3 separate regions of the Homo sapiens genome follow, and all the other regions are linked to region 3. A link is an interaction called in ENCODE POLR2A ChIA-PET data of the cell type or tissue named here. Cell type or tissue: HepG2. All regions are shown on one strand. Links, peaks and the distances in the headings refer to the core of each region. The heading gives the core; the rest is flanking DNA.

Region 1 (5,563 bases), core at 635-4,634, 380 kb after region 3:
CTGCTAGTGGGACTGCACATGCCTCTTCCCTCAGGAATGACACGCCTGCCAAGAGCTGAAAGGAGGCAGAGCCAACCCTGAGTTTATCATCTTTTGCAGTTATTGAGTGTTTTCTTTCTTTAGAAGCTCAAAATTCTCAATCTGAGAGTCAAGTAATGGCAGATACTTGTCACACGGCAATTGGAATCGGAACTCGGTCTTTTTTTTTTTAGGCGGAGTTTCGCTCTTGTTGCCCAGGCTGGAGTGCAGTGGCGCAACCTCAGCTCACTGCAACCTCCGCTTCCCGGGTTCAAGCAATTCTCCTGCCTCAGCCTCCTGAGTAGCTGGGATTACAGGCATGTGACACCACGCCCAGCTAATTTTGTATTTTTAGTAGAGACGGGGTTTCACCATGTTGGTCAGGCTGGTCTCAAACTCCTGATCTCAGGTGATCCGCCCGCCTCAGCCTCCCAAGATGCTGGGATTATAGGCGTGTGCCACTGAACCCAGTCTTAAATGGTTTGTGCTTGTTTGCAAATGCCGCACGTCCTGATGCTATAGATTTTTCTAGGCCATGCAGAGTCACGAAGACTGATGTGTCTTTTTAACTCTGCATTGGGACCATCTGTACCTCAAGGGACCCATCAGCCTGCTGTGCCCAGCCAGGAGGAGGTGGAGTGTTGGACGGTGCCTTTCCTGGCCCTCCATTGCTGCAATGCACCCGGCTCCCTCCCTGGGGTGCCGTGCTGCATCTGCCAGCGATTCCAATGGGAGAGGTCTGCCTGCGGGCATTTCTTGAGGATTTTTGTGTGCAGAACCTTGCTGATTATAGTTCTAGGGAAGATGCGAAAAGAGAAAAGAAAAGGTATGTCCTCCAGCCACTTGTATGCTCCTCACTGATCTGAAAGGAGCACTCTCTGGGCCCTCTCAATTTTTTTTTTTTTTTTTTTTTTTTTTTTTTTGAGATGGAGTTTTGCTCTTGTTGCCCAGGCTGGAGTGCAATGGCGCCATCTCGGCTCACCACAACTTCCGCCTCCCGGGTTCAAGCACTTTTCCTGCCTCAGCCTCCGGAGTAGCTGGGATTACAGGCATGCGCCACCACGCCCGGTTAATTTTTTTTTATATTTAGTAGAGACGGGGTTTCTCCATGTTGGTCAGCCTGGTCTCGAACTCCCAAACTCAGGTGATCTGCCCGCCACGGCCTCCCAAAGTGTTAGGATTACAGGCGTGAGCCACTGCGCCCAGCCCCTCAATTTTGTTTTTTAAAATAATTTCAGTATTAGCCTGCATGCGTTGAGGTATCAGAGACATTAAAATATCAAACTTGCAGGTCCCCTGAGGTCAGGAGTTCAAGACTAGCCTGACCAACATGGAGAAACCCTGTATCTACTAAAAATACAAAAATTAGCTGGGAGTGGTGGCAGCCGCCTGTAATCTCAGCTACTTGGGAGGCTGAGGCAGGAGAATCTCTTGAATCCAGGAGGTGGAGGTTGCAGTGAGCCAAAATCGCACCACTGCACTCCAGCCTGGGTGACAGAGTGAGGCTCTGTCTCAAAAAAATATGTTAACAAAATAAAATTAAAAAATCAAACTCTCCAGCCCTTATAAAGGTAATCACTTGGTTACCCATTCAGTTTCAAAATGGTGAGTTTCAGGCACTGCTAGGATCATCAAATGGTGCCTTGAAGGAAAAATGACATCTTAACTCATTCTCAAGATGCCAGTCACGTTGCCGTGATCAGGACTTTAGGGCAATGAGCAAAGAGAACAAGGAACTCTGCTGTCTGAAACAGCTCTCCTGTCGGATCAGCCTAGCGTCACTCCTGTAGCTGCACAAAAGCTCATGGGCACCAGCCTGGAATTAGGCGTCCCTTGTCCTAAGCACCCCTCCCCAGCCCCAGCTGTCCAGCCCATCCTGTCTAATCATTACTTAAATTACCAGGGTTGTGTCTGGAAAGAATTGAAGGGTTTGACCTTCAGAAGACAAGCCTCCAGGGGAGGGGAATTTCTATTTTTTGGCATGTGGATAATGAACACAGGGGAGGGCAATCCCTGCTCCGGGCTCCATGTCTTTTTCCAGCTTGTCAAAATAGGACGTCCACACCCTCCTTTGCCCCCAAGTCCCCCCACTAATTGGCATCAATCGAGGAAGTCTGAGCGACTGCATGTTTAGGTAAAAGAGGAAAGGGGTGGGGTGGGGCGCAGTGGCTCACGCCTGTAATCCCAGCACTTTGGGAGGCCGAGGCGGGCAGATCACAAGGTCAGGAGTTCGAGACTGGCCTGAACAACATGGAGAAACACCGTCTCTACTAAAAATATAAAAATTAGCCGGGCATGGTGGTGCATGCCTGTAATCCCAGCTACTCAGGAGGCTGAGGCAGGAGAATCGCTTGAACCCAGGAGACGGAGGTTGCAGTGAGCCAAGATTGCGCCACTGCACTCCAGCCTGGGTGACAGAGCAAGACTCCATCTCAAAAAAAAAAAAAAAAAAAAAATAGAGGAAAGGAGTGAACCCCTGAGTGGCCAGCTGGGTGCCTCAACGGGGTGTCTCCAAAGGCAGCTTGTGCTTGTTTGTGACCAGGGTGACAAAGGACTTCACTGTCCTGTAGCACAGATGAGGTTCCACCCTCAGGTGGGTGGAAACAGCCCAGGCCATTAGTGCAAATCCCCTGCCTGGCCCAGGGCCACGTTCAGCCCACTGTCTGTTTGCTTTGGGACCCACCCAAGGTCACATTTTAGCTTTTGAGAAATGTGAAAGTGGAAAACATTGCAAAACAAAAAGCCCCTGGAAAACTGTGCACACACCCATCCCCTCAGCCTGATGCTCCAGCTTGGCTGCTAGGAGATCAATGCAGCTCTGCCTTCCTGCTCCCTGTGCAGAGGTGCCGGCTCCTGCTTCCTGGTTCCCAGCTTTCCTTTTGGGAACTGCCTGAGGTGGTTTGACACACAGCTGTTGGGCTTCTCTTCCCTTGAGGTCTCTGAACCAGGGCACCCATGCAGGTAAACACAAAAGCGGAGTGGGGTGGAATGGGGGTGCTGGCTGTAGCCTCGGCAGAAGGGGACCCGCCTCTCTCCTCACGAGTATCCAGGATGTGGGACTGGATATTGACCAGACCAGAACCCACTTTGGGCCCACATGGGAGCTAATGTCAGCAGGGGCCTGTGGACTGTTCCCATTGAACGGCTCTTCCTGCTAGCTGTGGTTCTCAGTGTGGCTGGCCTGGTCCAGCCTGGCACAGGACAGGACCTGGGAGGGCCACACATTTCCCACCTCCATTTTGTGCCCAGGGGACCTGTGCCAGCAGCAAGCCCTTCCTGCAAAGCAGTGTGGGGAATTCTGCCAGGCTGCAGATGGATGGGCCGGTCTGCTTCCACCCCTTCCTCAGGTGCAAAGTTGGGGTTTTGCGATCCTGTAATTACTATGTTTAGCAAAGTTGCCAATTTCTCCCTTTAGGGTAATTTTCAAAAATGGAAACCAATTTTCTTTGTAGGGGCTTCTGCTGGATAAACCAACCACCACAAAGTCTACAGAAACATGTCTCCACCCCAGCCTCACTCCACAAATGCTTCTTTGGTGGAAGGCTGGTTCCTGGTTTGTGTTCATTTGGGTAGAGCTGGGGAGGGAGTAGGAGTCAGAAATGAAGGTTCTGGAGCCCAAAAGCCACTGTTCCCAGACTAAGTTTGCCTAATCATCTGTGGTTGGCAAAACCCCTCAAAGATGTCCACGTCATAATCACTGGAACTTGTGAGTGCGTGTTACCCTATATGGCAAGAGGGATTTTGCAGATATGATTACGGATTTTGAGAAGGGGAGATTGTCCTGGGTTCTCTGGGTGGGGTGAATGTCATCACAGGGTCCTTATATGAGGGAGGCAGGAAGGTCAGAGTCAGAAGAGTTGTGTCAATGGGAGCAGAGGTCACACAGAGATAGACTGGAAGATGCTATGCTGCCGGCTCTCGAGGTAAAGGAAGGGGCCCTGAGCCAAGGGATGCAGGTGGCTTCTAGAAGCCAGAAAAGGCAAGGGAACACAGCCCTGCAATTCATCTTATATTAGGTTGGTGCACGAGGAACTGTTTTTTTTTTTTTTTTTTTGAGACGGAGTCTCACTGTCGCCCAGGCTGGAGTGCGGTGGCGCGATCTCAGCTCACTGCAACCTCCCAGGCTGGAGTGCAGTGGCGCAATCTTGGCTCACTGCAACCTCTGCCTCCTGGGTTCAAGAGATTCTCCTGCCTCAGCTTCCCGAGTAGCTGGGACTACAGGCACACGCCACCACGCCTAGCTAATTTTTTATTTTTAGTAGAGACGGGGTTTCACTATGTTGGCCAGGCTGGTCTCAAGCTCCTGACGTCGGGTGATCCACCCGCCTCAGCCTCCCAAAGTGCTGGGATTACAGGAGTGAGCCACCGCACCCGGCCTGTTTGTTTTTTGAGACAGAGTCTCACTCTGCTGCCCAGGCTGGAGTGCAGTGGCACGATCTCAGGCTCACTGCAACCTCCGCCTCCCAGGTTCAAGCGATTTTCCTGCCTCACCCTCCCGAATAGCTGGGACTGCAGGTGTGCACCACCACACCCAGCGAATTTTTGTAGTTTTTAGTAGAGAGGAGGTTTCACTACGTTGGCCAGGCTGATCTCGAACTCCTGACCTCAGGTGATCCACCCGCCTGGACCTCTCAAAGTGCTGGGATTACAGGCATGAGCCACCGCTTCTGGCCTGGGGAAATTGCGTTTTTTGGCATTAAAAGTAATGGTATTAGCAACCATTCTAATACTTCTGATCTTCTGCAAGATAAAAAATTTGTGTTGTTTTAATTGTGTGTAGCAATAGGAACCTAATACCCCATCCAACACGACACTCAGCTTTGCTCTTCCAAAGACTGGGGAAGAAACCCATCTGCTCAGGAAGCTGAGGATGCCATACGCCAAGGTGTAAGATAACATCTGAAAGTCAAGGGAGCAGGAGCACAGGAAGTCTGGCTGCCAGCATAGGCATAAACAACTCCTCCCAGTAGATCACACCTTGGCAAGGCTGGGAGGATGGAGGCCTGGCAGCCAAAAACCCCTTTCCTCCTGTACCCTTAGGAGACTACACTATCTTCTATCAAGACCCCTGGTATTGTTACATCTTTTCATTCAAAACTTGAAACACTGGCCAGGTGCAGTGGCTCATGCCTGTAATCCCAGGGCTTTGGGCAGCTGAGACGGGATGATTACTTGAGCCCAGGTGTTTGAGACCAGCCTGGGCAACATAGGGAGACCACATCTCTACAAAAAATAAAAAAACAAAATTGGCTGGGCTTGGTGGCATGCACCTGTAGTCTCAGCTACTAAAGGGGATGGAGGTGGGAGGATCACTTGAGCCCAGGAGGTCGAGGCTGCAGTGAGCTGTGACTGTGCCACTGCACTCCAGCTTGGGTGACGATGTAAGACCCTGTTTCAAAAAAAAAAATAAATAAAACATGAAACACTGATTCACACTAGGGCCCTAATAACTCACTGGTTTTCCCTCCGAGTCATCTGTAGCAGAAAAAGAACAGGCCCACGGGCCCTACGGAAAAAGTTCCAACTCTTTCCCAGGGAGAGGGCC
Region 2 (4,000 bases), core at 1-4,000, 67 kb after region 3:
ATATACATTATATATTGTATATTATACAATATATTATATTTATTTTATATATATATATATATATATATATATATATATATAAAATATATATATATATTTTTTTTGAGATGGAGTCTTGCTCTGTCCCCCAGGCTGGAGCGCAGTGGCACAATCTCAGCTCACTGCAAGCTCCGCCTCCCGGGTTCACACCATTCTCCTGCCTCTGCCTCCTGAGTAGCTGGGACTACAGGTGTCCGCCACTACGCCCAGCTAATTTTTTGTATTTTTAGTAGAGATGGGGTTTCACCGTGTTAGCCAGGATGGTCTCGATCTCCTGACTTTGTGATCTGCCCACCTTGGCCTCCCAAAGTGCTGGGATTACAGGCGTGAGCCACCACGCCCGGCCTAAGAATATAGATATATTAATCACAGGTTGATTTTTAAAGAGAAATACGTATTTAACCAATAAAATGTGATACATAGGCAATTTATTATGATTTATTCACTTCCCAGGAAAGAACTTCAAAAGAAGGAAATTTGTTTTCTGCATTTTACTTAACCATTTTCTGAGCTATAACATAAGCATCAGAAGTTGAATAAAACCTTGCAATATCTACCATCTCTTTTTTAAAAAACTCACTTCCAAAAAAAAGTTTACTTTGTGAACTTTCCAGGTACAAGATTGTAAGCTTTCATCTATATATCAAAACATGACCTTTCTTAAAAAGTTACAGCTAGATGGCCACGTGCAGTGGCTCACGCTTGCAATCCCAGCACTTTGGGAGGTCAAGGCAGGTGGGTGGATCACGAGGTCAGGAGCTCGGGACCAGCCTGGCCAACACAGTGAAACCCTGTCTCTACTAAAAATAAAAAAATTAGCCAGGCGTGGTGGCACGTGCCTATAATCCCACCTACTCGGGAGGCTGAGGCAGGAGAATTGCTTGAACCTGACAGGCAGACGTTGCAGTGAGCTGAGAACGCGCCACTGCACTCCAGCCTGGGCGACAAAGCAAGACTCTGTCTGAAAAAAAAAAAAAAAAAAGTTACAGCTAGTTATAAAAAACCAAGAGCTTGGGAATACTCATTCTATTTTATGGAATGAAGCGTTGCCCAATTTTAAAAAAAGGATAAAAAAAATCAAGAGCTGATAAACAAAACATGCTAACTTCTCCTCTTAAAAGCAAGTTCGGAAAGTTTTTTTCCTCTTCTGACTGTCACTTTCTAACACTAAGAAACTCTGTTCTGTTTAACTGCAGCTTTTTAAAATGTCTTTAATCTCCACAATAAACAAGCTGAATGTTGAGGTACTAACCTGAGCCTCTAATTTGGTCTTGGCATCCACGCGATTGCTCTCACACAAGCGTTCCAATTCCTCTGCATGCTTCACGGCTTTGCGTAGGCGAGATAACAAGTGAAACCGTTTTCGGGGTTCAGTGTTGGCTTCCTGTTTCAGCTGCATGGCGTAGCTCCAGGCTCTTTCAGCATCCATCAGAACCAGAAGCAAGTATCTAGACCAGAGACAGAAGTGGGGAGACAATAAAGGCCATCAACAGACCCAGATATTCTCTGAGGTGTAATCTTCGGCTTCTCGGCTTTTCTTTATACTCTCCCGCCTTTGCCACTCTCAAAACAACTCTTCTGATATTCTCAGCCATGACTCTAAACCAGTATCTCTATTCCTAACCTGGGCTCAATCTCAGGTTTCTCATCATCTACTAGACACATCTCATTGAAAAGCCTCTACCACCTCAAACACGGTAAATCCAGAATCATGACCTACCCCTCCTGAATGTTGTCAAACAGACACGGTCTAGGCACACGATCTGGCCTCATTTTTGAATCAACACTTCCTTCATCTCAATCCAGTTAGAAAAGTCCTTAAGAGGCAGTATATTGCCTAGGTGCGGTGGTTCACACCTATAATCCCAGCACTTTGGGAGGCTGAGCCAGGCATATCACCTGAGGTCAGGAGTTCGAGATCAGCCTGGCCAACATGGTGAAACCCCATCTCTACTAAAAATACAAAAATTAGCTGGGTGTGTTGGTATGCGCCTGTAATCCCAGCTACTTGGGAGGCTGAGGCAGGAGTATCTCTTGAACCGAGGAGGCGGAGGTTGCAGTGAGCTGAGATCACGCCACTATACTCTCGTTTGGGCAACAGGGCAAGACTCCATCTCAAAAAAAAAAAAAAAAAAAAGAGGCAGTATATTAAAGTGGTGATAAACAAGAGCTCCAGAGCCCGGGACAGAATCCCAGTGCCACCGCTTACTAGCTGTGTGACTGTGGGCAAAGTACTAACCTTTCTGCGCACCGCTCTCCCATGTAGTAATACAAATAACACATTTAGACCAGAACCTGGCACTTACTAAGTGCTCAGTAAGGTCGTTAACTACTTTATTATTATACTGGTGAATCTTTCTTTACTGCCTTGATCAATCTGTCTTAAACTTCAGCTTAACCTTGTCTCTTCAGAGTAAAGGATCTTGCTATCATAAGATAGTCCAGGCTCGGTGTAGTGGCTCATGTCTGTAATCCCAGTACACTGGGAGGCTGAGGTGGGAGGATCACTTGAGGCCAGGAGTTTGAAACCAGCCTGGTCAGCACAGCGAGATCCCATCTTTACAAAAGAAAAAAAGAGAAAAGTTAGCTGGGCATGGTGGTACATGCCTATAGTCCCAGCTACTCAGGAGGGTGAGACAGGAGTTGTTCAAGGCTGCAGTAAGCTATGATCCCACTGCTACACTCCAGCCTGGGTGACAGTGAGACCCTGTCTCAAAAAAAAAAAAAAAAAAAAAAGGGAGAGTCCAGATTTCTCCCAACTGGTTCTCATGAGATTTAATCACTACATCCTGCTGCATCCTATTATGGTCTCCAGGCTCTAGCTTTCTGACTGTACACACCAAGCTCACAACCTTTTCACTGCCTGAGTAGCAGCTAACAAGTGTCCAGAGCTTTACAGTTCCTAGACTGCATGCACGGATACCAGGGCATGCTGCTTCCCCCGACACAGAATGTTCTTCACTCTCACAAATCCTTCAAGGTCAAGCCTCCTCTGTGTGGGCTTACTGACTTCCCTGTCAAAAGCCTTCAAGCTCAAGTCTCCTTTCCAAGGCTTTAGAATGCTGAACAGTAAATGATATACAACATTGCACTTTTACTGTAGCATTCCCTGGTTTGCACTGACCAACATTTTCCAATAAGATGAAAGTCAATGAGGTTCAAGGACCATGCCTCCTCTCCTTCTATATCTAGTGTGTCACAACTACTCTGCTGATGTAGCACAAAGCAGCTCTAAACAATACCTATGTGAATGGGCGTGGCTGGGTTCCAATAAAACTTCATTTACACAAAAGGTGGCAGCAGCGTAATTTGGCCCGTAACTGTGAGGAAGACCCGGGGGCCTTGACTACATGTTGCCTGACAGACTAAAAATTCTTCAGCAAATGCCAAGCACTGGTGTATTCAGCACTGAAATACAAGACTCTTCTATAATAATTTACACACCAGCCTGGCGCAGTAGCTCACGTCTGTAATCCCAGCACTTTGGAAGGCAAGAGGTGGGTGGATCACCTGAGGTCAGGAGTTCAAGACAAGCCTGGCCAACATGGTGAAACCCTGTCTCTACTAAAAATACAAAACTCAGCTGGGCGTGGTGTCACGTGCCTGTAATCCCAGCTACTCCGGAGGCTGAGGCAGGAGAAGCTTGAACCCGGGAGGTGGAAGTTGCAGTGAGGTGAGACGACACCACTGCACTCCAACCTGGGCAACAGAGTGAGACTCCGTCTCAAAAAAAAAAAAAAACACACCACTCAACCACTCAATTTCATTAAGATATATTGATATATGCATCTAGTTTCAGACATTGAAATTTATATTCTAGAAACCTTACCTAATAATCAATTAGATTCTAATCACTGACTTCAACATTTGCCATCCCAACAGGTTTTTTTTTTTTTTTTTTGGTTTTAAAAAGCAGAGTTTAATAGGCAAGAAGGGAGAAGAAGCTTCCCTGTACAGAGAC
Region 3 (4,000 bases), core at 1-4,000:
AGCTAAGAAGACCAACAGGTGAAGACATGCTGGTGTGTGATAAAACCCATGGACCTGACACCCGCTGGCGCCATCCAAAGGCCCGAGGGCCCCCTGTTCTGGAACTAAGGTGTGGGGCACAGCCTTTCCCAGGCCTACTCCAGAGGCCCTCGGAGCATGCCCAGGCTGAAGGGCACTGGACCACAGCAAACAGCAAGCAGCTGCCCACAAGCCCTTGCCATGCATCCTCTGCCTTCTGCTTTTCTCTCACTGCACCCCTGCACTTTGCCCTCAGAAACCTTCCTTGTGTGGCTGGGCTCAGGAGCTCACTAATCTAGCATGTTCGGAGGCTGAGGTGGGAGGATCACTTGAACCCAGGAGTTTGAGACCAACCTGGGCAACGCAGAGAGACGCCATCTCTACAAAAATGAAAATATTAGTGGGGTGTGGTGGCTTGTGCTTGTAGTCCCAGCTACTTGGGAGGCTGAGGCAGGAGGATGGCTTGAGGCAGGAGTTCGATGCTGCAGTGAGCTATGATCATGCCACTGCACTCCAACCTGGGTGACAAAATGAGACCCTGTTTCTAAAGAAAAAGAAAAGAGGCTGGGCACAGTGGCTCATGCCTGTAATCTCAGAACTTTTGGGAGGCTGAGGCTGGTGGATTACTTGAGTCCAGGAGTTCAAGACCAGCCTGGACGGCCGGGTGTGGTGGCTCACGCCTGTAATCCCAGCACTTTGGGAGGCCGAGGTGGGTGGATCACTTGAGGTCAGGAGTTCGAGACCGGCCTGACCAACATGGTGAAACCCTGTCTCTACAAAAAATACGAAATTAGCTGAGCGTGGTGGCACATGCCTGTAATCCCAGCTATTCAGGAGGCCAAGGCAGGAGAATCGCTTGAAACTGGGAGGCGGAGGTTGCAGTGAGCTGAGATCACACCATTGCACTCCAGCCTGGGTGACAAGAGCAAAACTCCATCTCAAAAAAAAATAATAATAATAACCAGCCTGGGTAACATGGTGAAACCCCGTCTCTACAAAAAATGCAAAAATTAGCAGGGTGCGTTGTTGCACACATGCCTGTAGTCCCAGCTACTGGGGAGGCTGAGGTGGGAGGATCACTTGAGCCAGGGAGGCAGAGATTGCAGTGAGCTGAGACTGTACCACTGTACTGCAGCCTGGGTGACAGAGTGAGACCCTGTCAAAAAAAAAAAAAAAAAGAGAGAGAGAAAGAAAGAAAAAGAAAGAAAAGAAAAGAAAGAGAAAAGAGAAGAGAAAGGGAGGGAGGGAAACCTTCCTGTGTGTCCCCTGTGCACCTCCCTCTTCGAGCATCCTTACAGCTCTGGGACTTGCCCAAACCTTTCTCCCCAAACCACACACCCACAGAGTCTGGAGCAGGGCCGGAGTTTCCCCGGCTCCTCGGGTGTGTCAGCATCACACATCCCTCCCTGTCTCCCTGCTGCCAACCAGTTCCACCACTGTGCACCTCTGCCCCAATTCCACCTCCCACGCCTGCTGCTGCACCTTGGACTTGTTTTCCTGAAATTGCATGCCATCCACTCTCCCTTCTACTTCTGCTGCGTCCCTCTTGCCCTATCAGGACCTGTGGACTCAGGACTCCCGGGCTTTCTCCCCCATCTCTCTTCCCCGTTGGGCCTCACTACCATTTCAGCCACTTTCCTGGCAGCTTCACTCCTGCCCCAAGACCCCAGCCTCCACCCTCCTGGTTCTGCCAACTGTTGAGTGCAGAAAGATCACAGAACTCCAAGGATTTGGAGCTCAATGATTTCAGGGGCTCACTGGCATTCCCCTGCTCTGCCTAGAAATCCTTCCTGTGTCCTGGCCACACCCCCCTCCCCGGCGCCACCACAGCTAGTCCAGAAATTCCCCTGCCTCACAAGAACCCACTTCCTCTCCTCCCCTGTCCCTCCCGGCTTATTGCTTTATGAGCCAGCTAGAATCGAGGCCACAGGCAGCCGTTCTTCCTCCTACCATCAGACACTGAAACGGCCACCGACCATCAGACACTGAAACGGCCACCGTTAGCTCCTTCCTCTAGTCTAAGAGGAAGCGGGGTCCCTCCTACCTAAGGGGTTACCACAGTTCTTCCCTGTCCACATATAAGGTGTTCAAGCCTCCTCTATATGGAAATAATAGTCTCAATGACAAGAAGTCATCTTCTACACTAGAGTCTGACCTACCTGCCCATGACCTTCCCTCCCTTTGCAGACAAACCTCCTAAAAGAACATCTGTGCTCCGTATAACCCCTTCCTCTTCCCAGGCCTCACCCCACTGCATTCTGACTGCTTTTTATAACCCAGGCCCTTCTTCTTTGCTCCAGGTTCTTAATCTTTTTTTTTTTTTCCTGAGATGGAGTCTCGCTCTGTCACCCAGGCTGGGAGTGCAGTGGCACGATCTCTGCTTACTGCAACCTCTGCTTCCTGGGTTCAAGCGATTCTGCCTCAGCCTCCCTAGTAGCTGGGATTACAGGTGCCCGCCACCACACCCAGCTAATTTTTGTCTTTTTAGTAGAGACAGGGTTTCACCATGTTGGCCAGGCTGGTCTTCAGCTCCTGACCTCAGGTGATCCGCCTGCGTCAGCCTCCCAGAGTGCTGGGATTACAGATGTGAGCCACTGCGCCTGGCCTTTTTCCTTTTTTTTTCCTTTTTTTTTTTTTTTTGAGACAGAGTCTCATTCTGTTTCCCAGGCTGGAGTGCAGTGGCGCAATCTTGGCTCACTGCGACATCCACCTCCCCGGTTCAAGTGATTCTCGTGCCTCAGCCTCCCAAGTAGTCGGGCCTGGGTAACTTTTGTATTTTTAGTAGAGACAGGGTTTTCGCTTGTTGGCCAGGCTGGTCTTGAGCTCCTGGCCTCAAGTGATCTGCTTGTCTTGCCCTCCCAAAGTGTTGGGATTACAGTGTTGGGAGCCACCGCGCCACGCCCCGATTCCTCTCTGACCTGTGTCAGCACTGGGGCTAACAGAAGCTGAGACACACAGGCAACCTCATGTTTCAAATGAGTTCATTGCCTAAGGGTAGCCTGTATAGACAGCTAGGCAGGATGACACCCTGAATTCTGCCCTCAGGCTGTGCTATAAATGACCTAGACTAGAGGAAAGGGCAGGCAGAGCCTTTATCTCAAACAGCGTCAAAAGAAAACAATGTAATAGCCTAGAACATTGAATCTATTTATTTACTTATTTTGAGACAGAGTCTCACTCTGTTGCCCAGGCTGGAGTGCAGTGGCTTGATCTCGGCTCACTGCAACGTCTGCCTCCCAGGTTCAAGCGATTCTCCTGCCTCAGCCTCCCGAGTAGCTGGGTTTACAGGTGCCAGCTACCACACCTGGCTAATTTTTGTATTTTTAGTAGAGACGGGGTTTTGCCGTGTTGGCCAAGCTGGTCATGAACTCCTGACCTCAGGTGATCCACCCATCTCGGAAATCTATTTATTAAAGTGCTCAGAGAGCAGAAAGAGCATGAGTGCAAAAAATTTTTTTAACTTTTTTTTTTCTCTTGCAAGCTATGACTGGGGAAAAAAGAAAGAAAAAAAAAATGTCAGCAATGCACAGTGGCTCACGCCTATAATCCATGCATGTTGGGAGGCCGAGGCGGGCAGATCACTTGACCCCAGGAGTTTGAAACCAGCCTGGGCAACATGGCGAGACCCCATCTCTACAAGAAATACAAAAATTAGCTGGGTGTGGTGGTGCGTCCCTGTAGTCCCAGCTCCTCAGGAAGCTGAGATGATCACCTGAGCCTGGGAGGTGGAGGCTACATTGAGCCATGATTGAGCCACTGCATTCCAGCCCAAGTGACAGAGCAACACCCTGTCTCAAAAAAAAAATTTTTTTTTTTAGGTGGAGTCTTGCTCTGTTGCCCAGGCTGGAGTGCAGTGGCGTGATCTTGGCTCACTGCAACCTCCACCTCCTGGGTTCAAGCAATTCTCCTGCCTCAGCCTTCCAAGTAGCTGGGATTACAGGCATGCACCACTACACGCGGCTAATTTTTGTATTTTTAGTAG

The links. Peaks named below come from ENCODE experiments on the same cell type or tissue, not always from the same donor. Only the 100,000 strongest peaks of a DNase experiment are listed, where the experiment ranks them.
Region 1: POLR2A ChIA-PET joins it to region 3 with 6 read pairs; 1 of 35 experiments calls an interaction of 5 or more read pairs at or near these places.
Region 2: POLR2A ChIA-PET joins it to region 3 with 7 read pairs; 8 of 35 experiments call an interaction of 5 or more read pairs at or near these places.

What each region holds. Positions count from the first base shown.
Region 1 is chr17:76,373,834-76,379,396 of GRCh38, forward strand. No RefSeq gene overlaps it. Among named protein-coding and RNA genes, the nearest start is that of SPHK1, 8.0 kb to the right of the region's middle. In HepG2, for the core only: no CTCF peak of the experiment used is centred there; DNase peaks (open chromatin) are centred at 1,918 and 2,658; H3K4me3 peaks cover 1,333 bases.
Region 2 is chr17:76,062,685-76,066,684 of GRCh38, forward strand. It overlaps SRP68 (signal recognition particle 68), which reads right to left. Exons shown (of 16, transcript NM_014230.4): 4 at 1,292-1,487. Among named protein-coding and RNA genes, the nearest start is that of SRP68, 7.8 kb to the right of the region's middle. In HepG2, for the core only: no CTCF peak of the experiment used is centred there; no DNase peak of the experiment used is centred there.
Region 3 is chr17:75,995,528-75,999,527 of GRCh38, forward strand. All of the region lies in intron 3 of TEN1 (TEN1 subunit of CST complex), which reads left to right. The region is part of intron 3 of TEN1-CDK3 (TEN1-CDK3 readthrough (NMD candidate)); the gene reads left to right. It overlaps LOC124904061 (a long non-coding RNA gene), which reads right to left. Exons shown (of 2, transcript XR_007065911.1): 2 at 3,145-4,000. Among named protein-coding and RNA genes, the nearest start is that of CDK3, 3.3 kb to the right of the region's middle. RefSeq lists enhancers at 1,770-1,849, 2,020-2,069. In HepG2, for the core only: no CTCF peak of the experiment used is centred there; DNase peaks (open chromatin) are centred at 1,514, 1,844, 2,667 and 3,014; H3K4me3 peaks cover 1,163 bases.